3 separate regions of the Homo sapiens genome follow, and all the other regions are linked to region 2. Evidence: chromatin loops called from intact Hi-C (ENCODE). Cell type or tissue: IMR-90. All regions are shown on one strand. Each heading gives the region's core, and the rest is flanking DNA. Links, peaks and the distances in the headings are about the cores only.

The links. Hi-C counts contacts between places; a loop is a spot of excess contacts. Peaks named below come from ENCODE experiments on the same cell type or tissue, not always from the same donor. Only the 100,000 strongest peaks of a DNase experiment are listed, where the experiment ranks them.
Region 1: a loop joins it to region 2, with 3 times the contacts of the local background. A loop is called at or near these places in 18 of 110 quality-filtered maps.
Region 3: a loop joins it to region 2, with 6 times the contacts of the local background. A loop is called at or near these places in 4 of 110 quality-filtered maps.

What each region holds. Positions count from the first base shown.
Region 1 is chr6:119,739,229-119,744,976 of GRCh38, forward strand. All of the region lies in intron 2 of LOC105377975 (a long non-coding RNA gene), which reads left to right. Among named protein-coding and RNA genes, the nearest start is that of MIR3144, 270 kb to the right of the region's middle. In IMR-90, for the core only: a CTCF peak has its summit at 3,150 (motif pointing right); no DNase peak of the experiment used is centred there.
Region 2 is chr6:119,145,973-119,150,972 of GRCh38, forward strand. It overlaps a transcript of FAM184A not described here. Among named protein-coding and RNA genes, the nearest start is that of FAM184A, 70 kb to the left of the region's middle. RefSeq lists an enhancer at 1,473-1,542. In IMR-90, for the core only: a CTCF peak has its summit at 2,756 (motif pointing right); DNase peaks (open chromatin) are centred at 1,529 and 2,749; H3K4me3 peaks cover 174 bases; H3K27ac peaks cover 548 bases.
Region 3 is chr6:119,538,820-119,544,567 of GRCh38, forward strand. No RefSeq gene overlaps it. Among named protein-coding and RNA genes, the nearest start is that of MAN1A1, 190 kb to the left of the region's middle. In IMR-90, for the core only: no CTCF peak of the experiment used is centred there; a DNase peak (open chromatin) is centred at 2,422; H3K27ac peaks cover 1,090 bases.

The sequences.
Region 1 (5,748 bases), core at 454-5,453, 590 kb after region 2:
TGGAATTTTTTAGGCTGTCTATGAACTTGTTGATTTGATGTATTGGAAATAATAATTTAGCTCTTCATCTCAGTTCTGAACTTTTTCTATTTAGCTCAGAAAGCTGGTTCCATTTCATTTTCTTCTATTCAACTAAGAATATAGATTTGGAAATTAACTGGGTACTCTGGGTTATTTCAAAGATCAAGAAAGAATTTTGTTTCCATTTCTCATGTGATATATACAGTTTGGAAGCAGGAAGATGATAACTGAATATGGTCATAACTAATTAAAATATTGTATTCAGGACTGGGATTAAATGTAGCTAAGGAGAAAAATACTACAGATGCTGGAAACCTGTAAGGCTTCTGAATTAGCTGAATCCCCAGCGAATCTTCATTATTGACTAGAGGTAATAGTATGGTATTCTCCTTCTTTGCAAGGCTTGAAAATTTATTGAATTGCCACTAAAAGCTTACAGAAGGTAAGGGAAACTTCCTAGAAGCAATTATGCTACATTTTGCCATTGAAGTTTTCTAAATTTTTCCCTTACGTGATAGGATTTTGAATGAAACTAAGGAAAACAAAATGTTAAAATAGACCATCATAGTCTCGTCTTGAATTAGTCCATACTCACAGGGTTTGAAAAGTGGCAGTTGAATATAGATGTCTCGGAATACAGCTTATCTGCCAAATGACAGATGGTTCAAAGCCAGAAGAGAAATGCTCCAGAAAATGTAGCTGAGGATAAGGCTGATTCTGGAGAGAACTGAGCAGCTGTTTAGTGGTTGTGCTATCACCGATCATTAGCATAGCCTCTTTTTCATTCCGCCACATTAATTTGTTATTATTTTCACTTTTGTGATGACTCAACTATGCCTTTTGTTAGAAAGGATGATATGTGCAGCAAGGTTCACTGAGTACAAATATTCTAAAACTATTATACTGAACTAAATATTTTCTTTTTGATGGGGGAGCATGAATGATTTGTATCACACATTAATTTAAAAAATTTTGAAAATGGATTTTTGTTGTACTTCATTATAATGTTGAGAGCATGTCATTGTGTCTTGCTATTAGAATTCAATTAAAAGAGGCTCCAGAGAAGTAAGAGAAGAACTTCATCATGTAGAGTTCATGAATTGTCATTTATGACCTTTCAAATTACCAAGTATCTAGTTTTTAATTTATTTGTTTAAGTCAACCTTATTGACATAAATGATAAAATGCACCATATTAAGTGTGTGTCAATGGGTTTTGACAAATTCAGCCACCCCTGAACTCCGCTCCCATGTAAACACCACCACAATCAAGATATAGAATGTTTCCATCACCTTCAAATGTTTATGTTCCTTTCTATTTAATCAATCCCACTGGAGCCCCAAGGGATCACTGATCAGTTTCCTATACCTATATATTAGACTTGTCATTTTTTTAGAGTTTCATATTAAAGGAAATCATATAGAATGTACACTTTTGTGTGTAGCTTCTTTTGCTTAACAAAGTCTTTTTAAAGATGCACTTGGTGGTTGTGTGTTTCAATAGTTCATTCCTTTTTATTGATGCATAGTATTTCATTGTATGAATATGTCACAATTCACCTATCGAAATACATTTGCGTTGTTTGGCCATTTTGAATAAAGTCGTATTGAACGTTTGCTTATAGGTCTTCATATGGGCATATATTTTCATTTCTCTTGGTTGAAAACCTTGAAGGGGAATTGTTGAGTTATATGGTAAATGTAAATTTAAATTTATAAAAACTGGGAAACTGTTTTCTAAAGCAGGTATACCATTTTACATTCCCTCTGGAAATATATGTATGAGATTTCCAGTTGTTCTATACTCTTGCCAAGACATGGTATTAACAGTTTTTAAAAATGTTGCCATTGTAATGGCTATATAATATTATCTTATGGTTTTAATTTGCATCACACTGATGACTAAATATGGTAAGCATATTTTCATATGTCATTGTATATATGTGTGTGTGTGTATACATATATATATGTATATGTATGCACATACATATATATATGTATACACACACACACATATGTATATCTTTTTTTGTGGAGTGTCTGTACAGATCTTCTCCCGTTTTCTTATTGGCTTTTTTGTCTCATTGAATTGTGAAAGTTCTTTTTGTATTTTTGAAACAAGTCATTTTTCAGATATATGTATTGTGAATATTTTCTCTGAGTCTGAGCCTTGCCCTTTAATTTTCTTAATAGTGTTTTTTGAAGAGCAGAAATTTTAAATTTTGATCAGGTTCAATTTATTGTTGTTGTTTTTTCTTTGATGGTATTTTGTGTTGAGATACTGATCTCAGTTAATTCTAGCACCATATGTTCCCAGTGATCCAAAATAGAAACGTGGTCATTCTTCATTTATCTCTTCTCTTTGTAGTCTATGTTGATTGCATCTTCTAAATCTCTCCAGGCTCCATCTACTTCTCTCCGTCTACTTCTCTCCCCCCTCACCTCAATTCATCTAGTCTAGACAATCATCTTCTATTGCCTGGTTTGCTGTAATAATGCTCTTGGGTGATCATTCAGAAATATTAACCTGATGACTATACTTTCTGCTTAAAACCCAGCAGTTGATCATCTTTGTTCTTAGAACAAATTATAAACTTTTAAATATAGTCCTTAATGATCTGGACCTAACTTACACTTCCAATTTCCTCTTTTCCTACTTTCTCCCTCTAATGTACCTCTGCTTACAATGTTCAACTTTTTAACCATGCTGAACTTTGATTATTTCTTCAAAGACTCTAGCTTTTTCTTAGTTTCATGTCCTTGGTCAAGCTATAGTCTACTCACTTGTTGTGAGTCTAGCTAGGCATCCTTTCCTCTGGGGTATTTCCCCTATGCCCAAGGCTGGATTATGTGGCCCTGACAGTGCTTTCCATTTAGTGGGGGCATACATAGACAAGTAATTATGTATTTTTAAGAAAGTGAGATAAGTACTATGGATAGAACCTTATAAAGGAAGTACTGTTAGTTGGGGAGTGTATTTTATGTTTCAAGTTATTCTTTCCAATGTGAAACCTTGCAGTTTTACCTGGGTACACTCTATATACTGCACTATGAAATCAGGACAAGGATTCTTAACGGTTTTGAACAGACATTAATCAAGGCCAGTGGGCAAAGTGGGAAGAGGCCCGTAGGGGGCAGCAGAGGACCACATACAACGAAAGTCATCGGCGGGGGCAAGTGCTTGTGCAGGGACCTCTGTAATTAGCCAGGGGGTTAAACCCTTTGCCCTTTTATCCTCCGTAGTTAATAAGGATAAAAGCTAAAGGAGTTGAGGTGTAAAAACTCACAAACACAAGTGCCTATAGAGATGTGACAAGAAACATACTTCTGTGAATGTGACCAATGAAAGACAAAAGGTGATGAAGGTCTGTGGCCAAGTTGAGAGTACATGCTCTACCTGGAGGCATGCAAGTGAATTCAAAAGCATGCAAATGAAACAGAGCTTTGCTAGGCAATCCACATGTGATATCTCTGCACATGTGCTGTGAGTTGGTTGCTCTGGGATGCTATCTGAAGAGGGTGGGAATGGCAGACCATACCAAGCCAGAAAGGAACCCCTTTTGAAGATGGAAAGGGGGCAGGAAATGTCAGCTGAGTGAGAACTAGAATCAGGACTCGAAAAAGATGGAAATGAGGATTTAGCTGAGGTCAATTATAGGGGAGTAAGTAAGGATGGTGGTCAATAGTGATGTGAGGGCTGAGGAAGAAGTGATGGAATTACTACTTATTGGGTACCTACTGTGTGTATCATCAAATACATATATGTTTGATGATATTATATATATATGTGTGTATATATATAGTACTATATATGTGTATATATAGTACTATATATGTGTATATATAGTACTATATATGTGTATATATAGTGTATATATGTGTATATGTGTATATATAGTGTATATATATACACACATATATAGTACTATATATATACACACACATATATATAACATACATAACATATCTATAACATATATGACATATCTATATAACATATATATATATAACATATATATATATCTTCTCTTAATTCTAATGACAACCCTTGGGAAGAATGAGTTATTTTCCTCATTTGCACATGAAAAAACTGTATCTCCTTATGCAAGTTCACACAGAACTCAGGCCTATCTAGCTCTAACTCCAAGTCTCTAAAGTAGGTGGGAGAATTGGTAAATCGAGGCTTGGTAATCAACCACAGGTTGGCAATAAGGTACTATTAGAGTTGTGGGCCAGTGCTTTTTAAGATTTAAAGTGCATCTGAATCCCCATGTAGGAATAAAGATTCTGACTTAGGAGGCATTGGATGAGGGTTGAGATTCTGTGTGTCTAATAAGCATTAGATGAGGCCTGAGATTCTGCGTGTCTAATAAGATAGATGATGTCCATGTTGCTGGCTCTGTAGATCTGTAGAAGCGAGGTTCCAGGCCAGGTTCAACTAGACCTGATATTGTTGCAATAGGCTTTATTGTACTCTCTAACTCAAAAGGCCAGAGTAGATTGAAGAAAGTAACTTTTATGGGGATGAGGGGCTTAATTGCACACAACCTAGTTTCTGAGCTGTGAGATCTTCTGTCAGAAGATCTGGATTTTAATCTGTCCTCCACTAATTCCTACCTGAGTGATTTTGAGCAAAGCAACTACCTTCTTGAAGAATTAGTTGCCTCATCTACATAATGAGAATAATAAAAGTATCTACTATGAAATGAATAGTAACACACTTTTGCAATGTTAGTATTTCGTACTGTCAAATGTGACTGATCAAGATCATGGCACAATTTTGAACATCATAATCATCATCATACTTTTATATTTACACTCTGTTGAGGATGGATATCTTGTAATATTATTAAACATATACTCTTACTTTTAAGTTTACTCTCACTTTCTAAACTTACTTTTCCTGGACAGTACTAGGTTAAGGCTCCCACTTGAAATATCTCTGGTCTAACCCAATGTCTTGAGCTTCTCCCATTTACTCTGAACTCCTCACTGCCATGTTGCCATAATTCCCTATTGGAATAAATAAATATATACATGTGCCTTGCAAATAATTCAAAGTGAGAACTAGAGAAGCCATGTCTTTGGCTGGGACTATCTTCATTTTTCTTATCTCTTGTAAAATTTAACTGTGATATTTTGGAGATGACTCAATATTTGTGATAGAGGAGATTTTGATCTGTAAAGGATTGGAGATTGATGGTTTCCTGTGATTGACATCTTTTTGACTTCTTATACTCCCTCAAATCTCTAGATCTGGGTAGTGAACTTCATCACCTTTATATAGGGCTGTTTTTAAATTTGCATTTGAGTGACTTTTCTTGGATGCAGCTCGTTGGAGGGCCATGAAATACTGTTTATGGAGAAGGAAAATTAATATTGTGGTGACTGTATCTGGCAGATTTTTACATCTCCCCATTCATGTAATCATTTATATGAAACTTCCTTCAGTGGGCAACAACTCACAGTTGAGGGAATTTGTCTATAATAAACCACTTGGCTTATGTTACATCAAATTAGATCAGATCAATTTCCTTCCTTCTTAATTCCTTCCATATCACATCAGAATGCTTCTTAAATGAGATGCCTGCAAACAGATCTGGATCCTTAAGGGAATGTCAAACTACTTTTAGGAAAGAAGATTTCCTTTTTGTGAATGATCAATTGAGGAATGGCAGAATGCAGAACTAGGTATAGGAAAATATTTGAGCAGAAAAATAAATTTCTA
Region 2 (5,000 bases), core at 1-5,000:
CCAGAGCTCTTAACTAGTATTGCACAGGTATTTCCCCAAATGTGGCACTAGTACCACTAGCGGCATAGGAGACCATCTGGGGACAGTCTATGGGTGAAGAGTTTGATTTGTTTAGTTATGTATTTATAGTTAGGATTACCTTCTATTTATGACAGGTGATATTGACTTTTCATTTTCAATAGTGATATAATTTCCCTTTCAAAATAAATATAATTAAAAATAAATAAATAAATTTAAAGGAAAACATTGAGGAACTATGTAGGCTGAGTATAGATATGGCCAAAATTAATGACTGAAATTTGGGGAACTCTGTACATTCCACACTGGCCCGCAGTGTGCTCCACATGTTCACACAGAACAAGACTGCTAGAAATGAGAAAAATTATATACCATCTGCTCTTCAGTGCCTTTCCCGATTAACTTACGTGTGTGTGTGTGTGTGTGTGTGTGTGTGTGTGTGTGTGTGTGTTTATTTGGAGACAGAGGCTCGCTATGTTACCCAGGCTGGAGTGTGGTGACGTGATCACAGCCCACTGCAGCCTTGAACTCCTGGGCTCAAGCGATCCTCCTGCCTCAGCCTTCCAAGTAGCAAGGACTACCAGTATAAGCCACTATGCCTAGCTTAAATCACCCATATTTTCCCATTTCCAGATACTATTCATAATACAGTCAGTTTTGCTATAACTAGGGTTTCGGTGTCACCAATTGGCTCATATGAATTTGACAAATAAGGAATAATGTCAGCATAGTATGGGGGTTGTTGGTCGACATGTATCTTTTCCCAGATGAGAGATGCTGTAAAAATGGGAGTAGAGTTAAAATCACTAGCAGGAAAGGAATAGTCACCCTCTCCCCTGGTGCACAGATTGGAGCTCTTCCAACTCTCCTTGAATTAAAAAGGAGTGCCTGTACCCAGGGTTTCCTCCCAGAGATGTGCACCCCCAGGCTTGCATTTATAGCTCTTGCCCTTTCCACATGATAGTCACTACATTCCAGAAAAAAACAAATGTAGTTTATTATCAGGATAGAGCCAGGGCCCCAAACCCTAGTTAGAGGCACTAAGACATCCAGCGGGGGCAGTGGCAGGCTCTGTTTTTTTTTTTTTTGTTTTTTTGTCTCCCAGATGCCTACAAAATGTGCCACCCTAACATCAATACCACGAACACAAGCACCACTTCCTCCTCTTTCTCCTGAATCTGAAGTCTCTTCCAAGTTCCTCATCCAGTCATGACTAAGGCAGCAAATAATCAAGTTGCTTCAGCTACATAGTAGTGGCTGGAAGAGGGTTTAGCGTGGGTGCATCCTAGCTGTGGGTCTGATCGATGATACAACCTGGTATTAACCGCTGGGCTTCCAACTGGTCCTGTCCCCTTGAAGACTTGATTCTGACTGGGGATAGGGTGGGGTGGGTGGGGCCTTTTGCCAATTCCAACTCCTCATTGTTTGCTGACATAAGATGAGGGCTCCCAACCCCCACCACCTCTTGCCAGGCTGATCCTTGCTTGAGTCATAGCAGGGATGACTCAGAGATGATAGACTGAATCTAGAAACAGACCAGACCACATGTAAAAATAGATCTTTGACCCACTCTCTGTACCAGAGAAGGAAACCAACCCCCTTATGTACAATAAATAACCCAGGAAGTCAGCCTGCTCGAACTCAGACTTGTAGGAAGCCAGGCTGCTGTCTCTGGTGACAATCCAGGAAGCTGAACAATAACTTCTGTAACAATCAGCCAGAAATGGCCAGGACCTGATTAATAACGGACAGCTTCCCTAACTTTTGTCACCATTTTAAATTTAGGAACAACCAGAGAAAGCCAAATCTGTACCTACCCCTAACCAATCACACAGTGTGCCCTGCTTCCAGTTAGCCCACCTGCAGCTTCCCCAGGCCAACAGCCTCCCATCAGGGCACACCTCAAGACTTCCCTTTTTTTCCACTCTAAAGCTTTCCCAGTGCTTTGCCTGTGATGGGGTCTCTGACAAAATGCAAGTGATGGTGGCCAACTTCATTGCTATAGCAAGCTCAGAATAAATAGCCTTTGCTTTTTCTCATTTGGTTGGTCTTTGTCTATTTCCATGGAACCTATAACCTGCTTACTGTCAACCCACCCACCCTAGTTCCCTGCCTAGCAATGAAACTCCATACCTCAACTTCTCCTATATGGACAAGATTTCTTCCTCTGCTGGGAAGAAGATCGTGGCCAGGAGAGTGTCAGCAGAAGCACTTTCCTGGGAAGGAGCCCAGGCAGGGCTTGGCTGGACTTCTGGTGATCTCCTGAGTGAGGTGCATGGAATGCCTGTCTTCTTCTAAGAGCCAGTGACCAGGGAAGACTGTAACTGGGTTTTAGCTCCAGTTGCTATTTTATTTCCCAGTCCCACCTACCCCACGAGAGTTGGAGCCTAGCCACATTCTTCTCAGTGATGAAAGTGTTGCGTATGAACCCAAGCCCACTAGTATGGCCCTAACCCCCACTGGGTAAATGTCCTCTCTGCCAGCTGCCTGTCCCCACGGCCAAGTCCAACTGTCTGGATTCTCTTTGTCCCGCCCCTGCTCTGCCTGCAGGGAGCCTCTCAGCTCTTTCTTTCTTAACCCCTTCCCCAGCACACTATTGCTGCCAGCATCAGATGTGTGACTAGCCAGCACTGTTCTATAAGCCTCCCAACACCATGAAACTGGAATCATTCAGTCATCCTGCCAGGCTTAGATCCAGCAGAATTTTTGAACAGATTGAGAAGTGGCCACATGATGGCACTATAAATCTAGCAATGCCCTCAGAAAGTTGGCAAACTGCAAAGCTCCAGGGAATCAGGATCTGTATTTTTTTTTTTTTAATGAATGTCAGAAAAGTGAAAACTGGTAATGGTCAATAGCCCCCAGAAAATCTTGATCTTATTTTGCTCAGGATTCTTCCTGATCAATGGCCATTTGTTTTTGACACTTGCCAAACATTAGCTATCCCTCTTCAGCACGCATCCCACCGCCCAATGCTGTCTTCGCTTTGTACTCAACGCATGCACATTTCTGTTCTAAATAGTCTGCCGGTTGCTATGAACACAAAAATAGACACACAAAGATTTAAGAAAGATGGAAATGTCTTACCTAAGCATGAGTGAAATGATTTCTTCTTTTGTTTTGGTCCATCATTATGCTAAATAAACGGAAGCCTTTTCCCTCTTCACACGCAGAGCTGAGCCAATCACAGGCACAAATGAAAATTGCCTATCTCTAGAAACAAATCCCTTGGCCGTCCTGGTTGATTAGTCATTACACATTTACATAGCACAGAAAAGGTTGCCCAGGTAATCATACAAACATTTGATATTTTCCCATGCCTTCTCTTGGCTGATCCAAATTCTTTGGAATTGAGATTTTTTTGTGTACCCTTTTAAAAATGAGCACTGTGAGATTTACTCAGACCTCTGATTTTTTCATGTGAGTGAATCATAGCCTGGTATGCCCTGAGCTTTGCATGAAAGGCAGCACAGCACAGTGGAGAAAATACATCTTCAGGCTCAAGTGGTGATGGGTAGTGGCCGGGGGCAACCTGAATCCTGGCTCAACTCTTTCTTGCTTTCTTGGCCAGCTGCTCTCTACTTCTTTGACTTTCAATATGCTTATCTGTGAACTGGGATAAAGAGTACTGAACTTCTAAGTTTTTTTAGGGGACTAAATGAGATAATGTAATGTATGTAATAGGTGTTCAACCAAGGGTAGCTAGTATTCTTCTGAGTAGAGTGGATGACTCCAGTGTGTAACCTATGGCCAAGCAACTGAAAGGTGGAGAAAGTTCCTCATGCTCTTTTGGAAATCTCATGTGGTGATTAAGAGCATGGTTTTTTGCATCAAACTGTCTGCATCCATACCATAGTTCTACTATCTTTGTAGTAGATGCAATAGAAAAGCGTAAGCAAAGCTTTCTAAGTCTCACCGTCTTGGTTTGTAATGTCAGTAATCATAGCCCCTGCCTCATGATGCTGGTGTGAGCCTGAATGAGACAATGCATGTGTTAGGGGTTGGTTTGTGTCCCAGAAAACGTGTTGAAGTCCAAACACCCAGTACCTGTAGGGTGACCTTATTTAGAAATAGAGTCTTTGCAGATGATCAAGTTAACATGAAGTCATTAGAGTGAGCCCTAGTCGAGTGCAACTAATGTGCTTATAGAAACAGGAAATTTGGACACAGAGGTACCCACACAAGGAGAACACTGTGAAGATGAAGGCACAGATCAGGATGAGGCATCTGTAAGCTAACAAATGCCCAAAATTGCCAACAAACGATAAGATGCTAGGAGAGAGGTATGGAACAGGTTCTCCCCGACAGCCCTCAGAAGGAACCAGCACTACTGACACATTGATCTTGGACTTCTAGCCTCCAGAACCGTGAGACAATACATTTCTGTTGTTTAAGCTCCCAGTTGGTGGTGCTTTGTTATGGCAGCCCTAGCAAACTAATACAGCATGGATGTATGTGACCCAGGGCATGCCTCCTAGTAAGCAGCCAGTAAATGTTCGACACTATTGCTGTTGATGTGGCTAGTGAGATCTCCACTTTATCTTTTTTATTTATGTATTTATTTTTGAGATGGAGTCTTGCTCTGTCACCATGCTGAAGTACAGTGGCATGATCTTGGCTCACTGCAACCTCTGCCTCCCAGGTTCAAGCGATTCTCCTGCCTCAGCCTCCAGAGTAGCTGGGAATATAGGCGCACACCACCATGCCCAGCTAATTTTTGTATTTTTAGTAGAGACGGGGTTTCACCATTTGGCCAGGATGGTCTCAATCTCTTGACCTTGTGATACATCCACCTCAGGCTCCCAAAGTGCTGGGATTACAGGCGTGAGCCACTGCACCCGGCCACCACTTTTTCTAATCAGTAGCTTTGCACAGGAATATTCCCAGCTGGTTTCTCCTACCTGTTACTAGAACCCACTTTTCACTGTGATGCTTAAACATGTGCAGAAAAGAAAAGAATATCCAAAAGCAGATTTCGATCA
Region 3 (5,748 bases), core at 325-5,324, 390 kb after region 2:
CCTGAAAAAAGACATTATCTTTTATTATAATGGTCATGAAACAAATCTACCCTGTGCCTCAGAGGGAGATACTGTCTCTATTACTCAAGGTTATTTGCTATACAGACATGCTTGAAAATATAATCTGAAATGAAAGCTGATATAAAATGTGCATAAATGCCATAGAGAATTGTTTTCCAATAAGGACATGCTGGACTTCTTGAATCTGTTAACATATATCTTTTTCCAATACTTACTAAATTTTTGACCATGAGTGTTTTCAAGTAATCTACCTGAATCTTTTTCTCCTTTCCTTTTGGGATTCTAATGTCCTGTATGGAGACCTTTTGATAATGTCTCATGGGTCTCTAAGGCCTGCTAATTAAAAAATATAGTTTTATCTCTTTTCTTCAGATTAGATAATGATGGCAGCTGCAGCTCCAGATGGCCTGCTGCTGCCATCATGCGAGCTGCGGCAGGGAAGCACCACCAGGGTTGAGGAATCCATGGAGCTGGAAGGGAAAAGCAACATCCCTGCCTCTTCTGAATTGGGGTGGGAGCTCCCCAGGTGCCACAGCAGCCACCCAAATTGTGGCTACAGACTTAGGCCTCCCACTACATGGAGCAGGAAGAAGCTCCACCCACCAGAGCACAACTGCAGCCTCCCAAATTGCTCTTGGGGGCCGGGGAAGGCACCCCTGACCTTGCAGGCTTGGAAATGCCTGCTCCCACTGCCTGGCTTCTCCCTGCTGTCATCCCTGGCTCTGATCTTGGAGCAAAGTTGGGGCCAGGCCAGGGCACCATGAATGGCAGCAGGAGGAGATAGATTCCTGAGCAGAAGGGGGCAGGTCCCTGTTGAGGACCCACCTTCAGGCCAGGGGGAGCCTGAAGGCTGGGAGCTGGGCTACCTGTCCTACAGACCAGAGTGGGAATTTGTAGTGTCTTTTCTGGGCTTCCCATGGCTGTCAATGGACCAATCAGTGTGTACTTCCTCGCCACTGATGTCCATAAAAGCCTAAGTCTCAGCCAGAGCTGAATGGACAACAGGAGGACCAGTGGCAGAGAGGAGCTACTCTCTCTGCTGATAGCAGGAAATGTTGGGATGACCAACTACAGAGAGGAACTACCCACACTAGGGCCTCCTCTCTGCTGAGGTCTTCAGAGACTTGCAGAGATGTCTGGACTACCAACTGCAGAGAGGAGCAACTCACTACAGGGCGTCCTCTCTGCTAGGAGCTAGGAAGACAATGGGATCACCTGCCTGCAGAGAGGAGCAACCCATTCCAGGGCCTCCTCTTAGCTAGGAGCTGGGAAGACAATAGGATGACCTGCCTGCAGAGAGGAGCAACCCACTCCAGGGCCTCCTCTCTGCTAGGAGTTGAACACTTGTCAGGACACCTGGCTGTGGAAAGGAGCTACACGCTGTGGACCTCCTTTGAGCTATTCTGTTGCTCAATGAAGCTCTTCTTCAATTTGCTCACCCCCCACTTGTCGGCATACTTCATTCTTCCCGGTTGCAGGACAAGAACTCAGGACCTGCTGAATGGTGGAGCTAAAAGAGCTATAACACAAACAGAGCTGACACATGCCCCTTGCTTGCCACATTGTAGGTGAAGAGAAGAAGAGAAGAGCTGTGGCCCCTCATGGATACCAGACCTAGGAGCTTTCCAAGCCAGGGCTGTGACTCCCTCTTTGGGATCCTGTGGTACCTGGCATGTACAAGCTTCCAGGCACCACTGCATTCCCCGGTGCCAGCTGGGAAGCTGCTTGCAGTGTACCTGGTCCAGCCACAGCCTCGCAGAGAGCTGGTGTCCATGCTGGCACCTGGGGCACCTGACCAGCTGCAGCAGCCAGTGTGTCTGTGCAGTGGCTGGACCCTGCGCTTGCTCACACACCCCTCGCTGCTGCACACCTCACTCACCCTTGGCAGGTGTGGAAGCCAGACCGGTAGTGTGAGCTGAGCACAATCTGCCAGGCTGAATGGGTGGAATGCGCCCAGTGGACCCTAGCAAAGCTTGTGCTAAGGTGCCACTGGCCAGAGGTTTCAGGCCAGAAAAGTGACACCCCAAAGATCCTTTAACAATAACTTCTATTGATTCATCTTTGAATGCACTGATTTCTTTCCTCTCTTGTTTCCAAACTTCTGCTGAGCCCATCTGGTAATTTTTTAAATTTCAGATATTGTTTTTTCAGTTCCAAAATGTCCATTCGGTTATTTTTTGTAGTATGCACTCCTCTAAGAACTCTTACCTTTCGTTCTTTTTAAATGTGTTATTCTTTAACTCACAGAGCATAACTATCACAGCTGCTTTAAAGCCTTTGCCTAATAGTTCCAACATCGAGTCATCTTGGGAATGGCATCTGTTTATTGTATCTTCCCTTGAGAATTGGTCAGACTTTCCTGGTTCTTGCCATGTTGAGTAATCTTGGCTTTTATCCTGGATGATGTGAATGTTATAATGTACAGTCTCTGGATCTGGTTATAATCCTCTGGGGAATGTTGATGAATAATCCTCTGGAGAAGGCAAACAACTTGCGTTGGTTAAGATCAAGTGTTCTGTCCGATCTTTTATGGCTGTGGTTTATATCTCAGTTCAGTTCTCAAAGCATTTTCAATGCTAGTTTGAGTGTGTGCCTGACATGAAAAACTCAGATGCTAGTCTGAGATATGGGCAGTGGTTTAAATCTCAGTTTATTTCTCAAAGCCTTACTGTGCTGGTTTGGGTCTGCCCCACACATGCACAGATGAGGAGTAAGCCTGAGCCTTATATAGATTTACAGATTTAGTAGATCTCCTTTTCTAGGTCTCAATATCCTGGGATTCCCTTACACTCTCCAGCATGCAGGACCTACTTCCAGGCAGAAATATGGGGTTCCCCTAGAAGTTTTGTGGCTGCTGCCACTGCCAAACCACTCTATGACTGGAGTTCACCCTGGATACAAAGTTGTGAGAATGAACAACAACAAAAGAAAATATTGCCCAGTTTTCTTTTATCTCTGGCATCTGCCTGATTTGTTTGCTTTTCAGAACCTTCAGTAGTTTTTTTCAGCATTCTCAGTTAATTGACAACAAATTTCTAGTTCTAGTTCACTAGAGGAGTGAACTTTGGTGTTTATATCTGGTGCTGGTTCTGAAACAACTCCCACCCCTTAACTATTTTAATGTGCATAATAATTTTCTCTGTAAGCTTCATCCTGAGAAGAGTTTTTGGTCAGTTATAGAAAAAATGGTGATTATATCTTTGCTTTTCTTCTCTTTTCTGATTTCTTGTCTTATCTTATATTATCCCATCTTTCCCTAAAACACACAATACCCTTATGTTTTATGCTTTCTAGTGCCTGTGATTAAAAATCTTACCTAGGCCAGTTCTCATCTCTTTCTTAGTATTTTCACCACTCTGTTAAGAATCCCATTTTCTGAGTAATCTACTTGAACTTAGTTATCAGGTGAAGCACATTTGGTAATCTAATTCTCTTGAAGGTGCTGTTGTCTGATAATGGTTATCGCTGCAGTCAGTGTTCCACTGAAATACTTTAGGGTATTTTTGGAAAATGACTTTGTATCAAATCTAAAGCCTCATCTCTGATACTAGAATTTTAAATTTCAGTATCAGATAATTATAGACATACCTTCATACAAAGTAAATCAGTAGTAAAATTTTACCCATATATAAGGGCAATCATGGTTGATTATTTATATGTGACAATTCTTATATTTATATTTTATAATAAAAACATGTATGATAATTTTTAAAAACCATGTTAGTAATAAAAGTGAATATATATTTTAGTAATGGTTTAAACTTTTAACTAATAATTTTTTGGTAATTTAGTTATATTTAGTAATTTTTAAAATTCAGCAATAAAATATAGAAATTCTCTCAGGAACATCTGGGATTATTGTTTTGTTATTACTATCATGACACCCTTTAAGACATCATTAAATACTTTTACTAAATAAAAGGAAAATGGTAAATATAATGAACTGTGAAAAACAGATAAAAGGCTTAATTATGTTTTAAAAATTCTAAAAACAACAGATTTTTCTACCTTCTCCTCAAGTCACCCAAACCTACCTGAGTGAAATTTCTAGGATGTAAATCTAATGTTACAAGTTCTCTTTTTCATATTGCCTGGAAGTAATGTATGAAAACATTGGCCAATAGCATAGCATTTAGGCAAAATAATTGATAGTCCTTAAAATTTAGGTCAGACATCATCATCTGCTTTGTAGCTTTTTCCCTGCCTTTGCTCAGAAGAATGAAGCAATTCACTGTGTATATATCAAGAAAATATTTATCATATTGTGTGCTAACAGCTTGTTTAATTGGCAGTTTCTTTCATTGGATTATGACTTCTTTGAAGTAAAAAACTCTGTCTTCCTCAATTTTGCTTCTTTAGAGTAACAGTAAATCCTCATTTAATGTCTGTCCAAAAGGAGAATGAAAAGTAGAGAAGGAAGGATGAAAAGAAGGAAAGATCATGGATAGCACCAGGGTTATTATGGTCCAAAGGAGCCAGGCATGGAACAGCCAAATATAATTCAAGTGAGTGGTAAAAAGTACAATTTGGAAATCTAGAGCCCAGGGTCCTATGACATGGCAAGAGGAAGCCAGTTTGTGTTTGCTCTGGGTTAGGAGGTAAAGCATTCATCCAATCAACAAGAGAGGCAAGGCAAGCAAAGAGAGAATCCACCATGACATGCCATGAGGTCCAGGTGGTTAGAGTTCAAGGCGAGCCAGATACTTACCACAGGAAACCATAAATGTGAAGAAACTCTGCTTTCAGGGGCATATTCTGACACAGTGGTTGAGGAGAAGGTGCGATGGCTGTTGGCATCCCTTCTTTGATACCTTCTTTAAAAACAGCTTTGGAGATTTTATTTCATCCCTAGACTTGGGTTATTTGAAAGAGTCTCTCAGGAGTCTGCTTAAAACAGCAAAGTATGTATTAAATGTCCAATGTGAGCAGACAGCTATGCAAGATGCTAGGAGCTGTGCTAAGCAAAAGCTCAACAGACAAAGCATGTGCTTTAGGGAAAAATAATATGAGGTGTGTGTGTGTGAATTCAGCTAGGCTGAAATAATGTGTTTCAAGCTTGGCCTGGTAGAAATTCATGTTGTGAAAAAGTCTTAAATTATATTGGGAGAGAAAATGCAACAAAGACTTGAAAATCAATGAAGGTTTAGAGGTTAGCGTAGGTGAAGCATTTTTCCCTTGTGCTTTACACTGTTTTCTTTTATCCATCAAGACATTGGGCTAGATTCTACCATATGATAAATAGAAATTTACTAACCCCATTTGGGAAACTAGTCATTCAATCAATTCAGTTAAATAAATATTTTCAAATACCTTCATGTGTCCAGTGTTGTGGCAAATGTGGAGGAGAAAAGAGAATTATTGGCATCATCTTGCTTTTGAAAATTTATTGGCAGAGGACAAATGAAGCAGTATGAAATAACAAGAAGGCTTATCACAAAGATCTTGAATGAATTTAATGAAAAGCCATGAAGAGCACCAGTATACAAAGCTACTTCTTGCTTTCTCAGATTATCTGTTGCAGGGTTAGTCAAGGACTTGGATGACCATTGCGATGACTTTTGAATTGAGTTCCCTGCTTGATTTTGCTTCTGTTCTCCAGCTTCCTTTCTTTCTCTTGAGTTCCTGGACAGTGCTGGGTAATTTGATATCATTGTCATGGCTTCTGTGCTGGTAATCTGGCTATGTCTCCCCCATTGCTGGGCCTGTGAGACAGTCCTAGGGATGGCT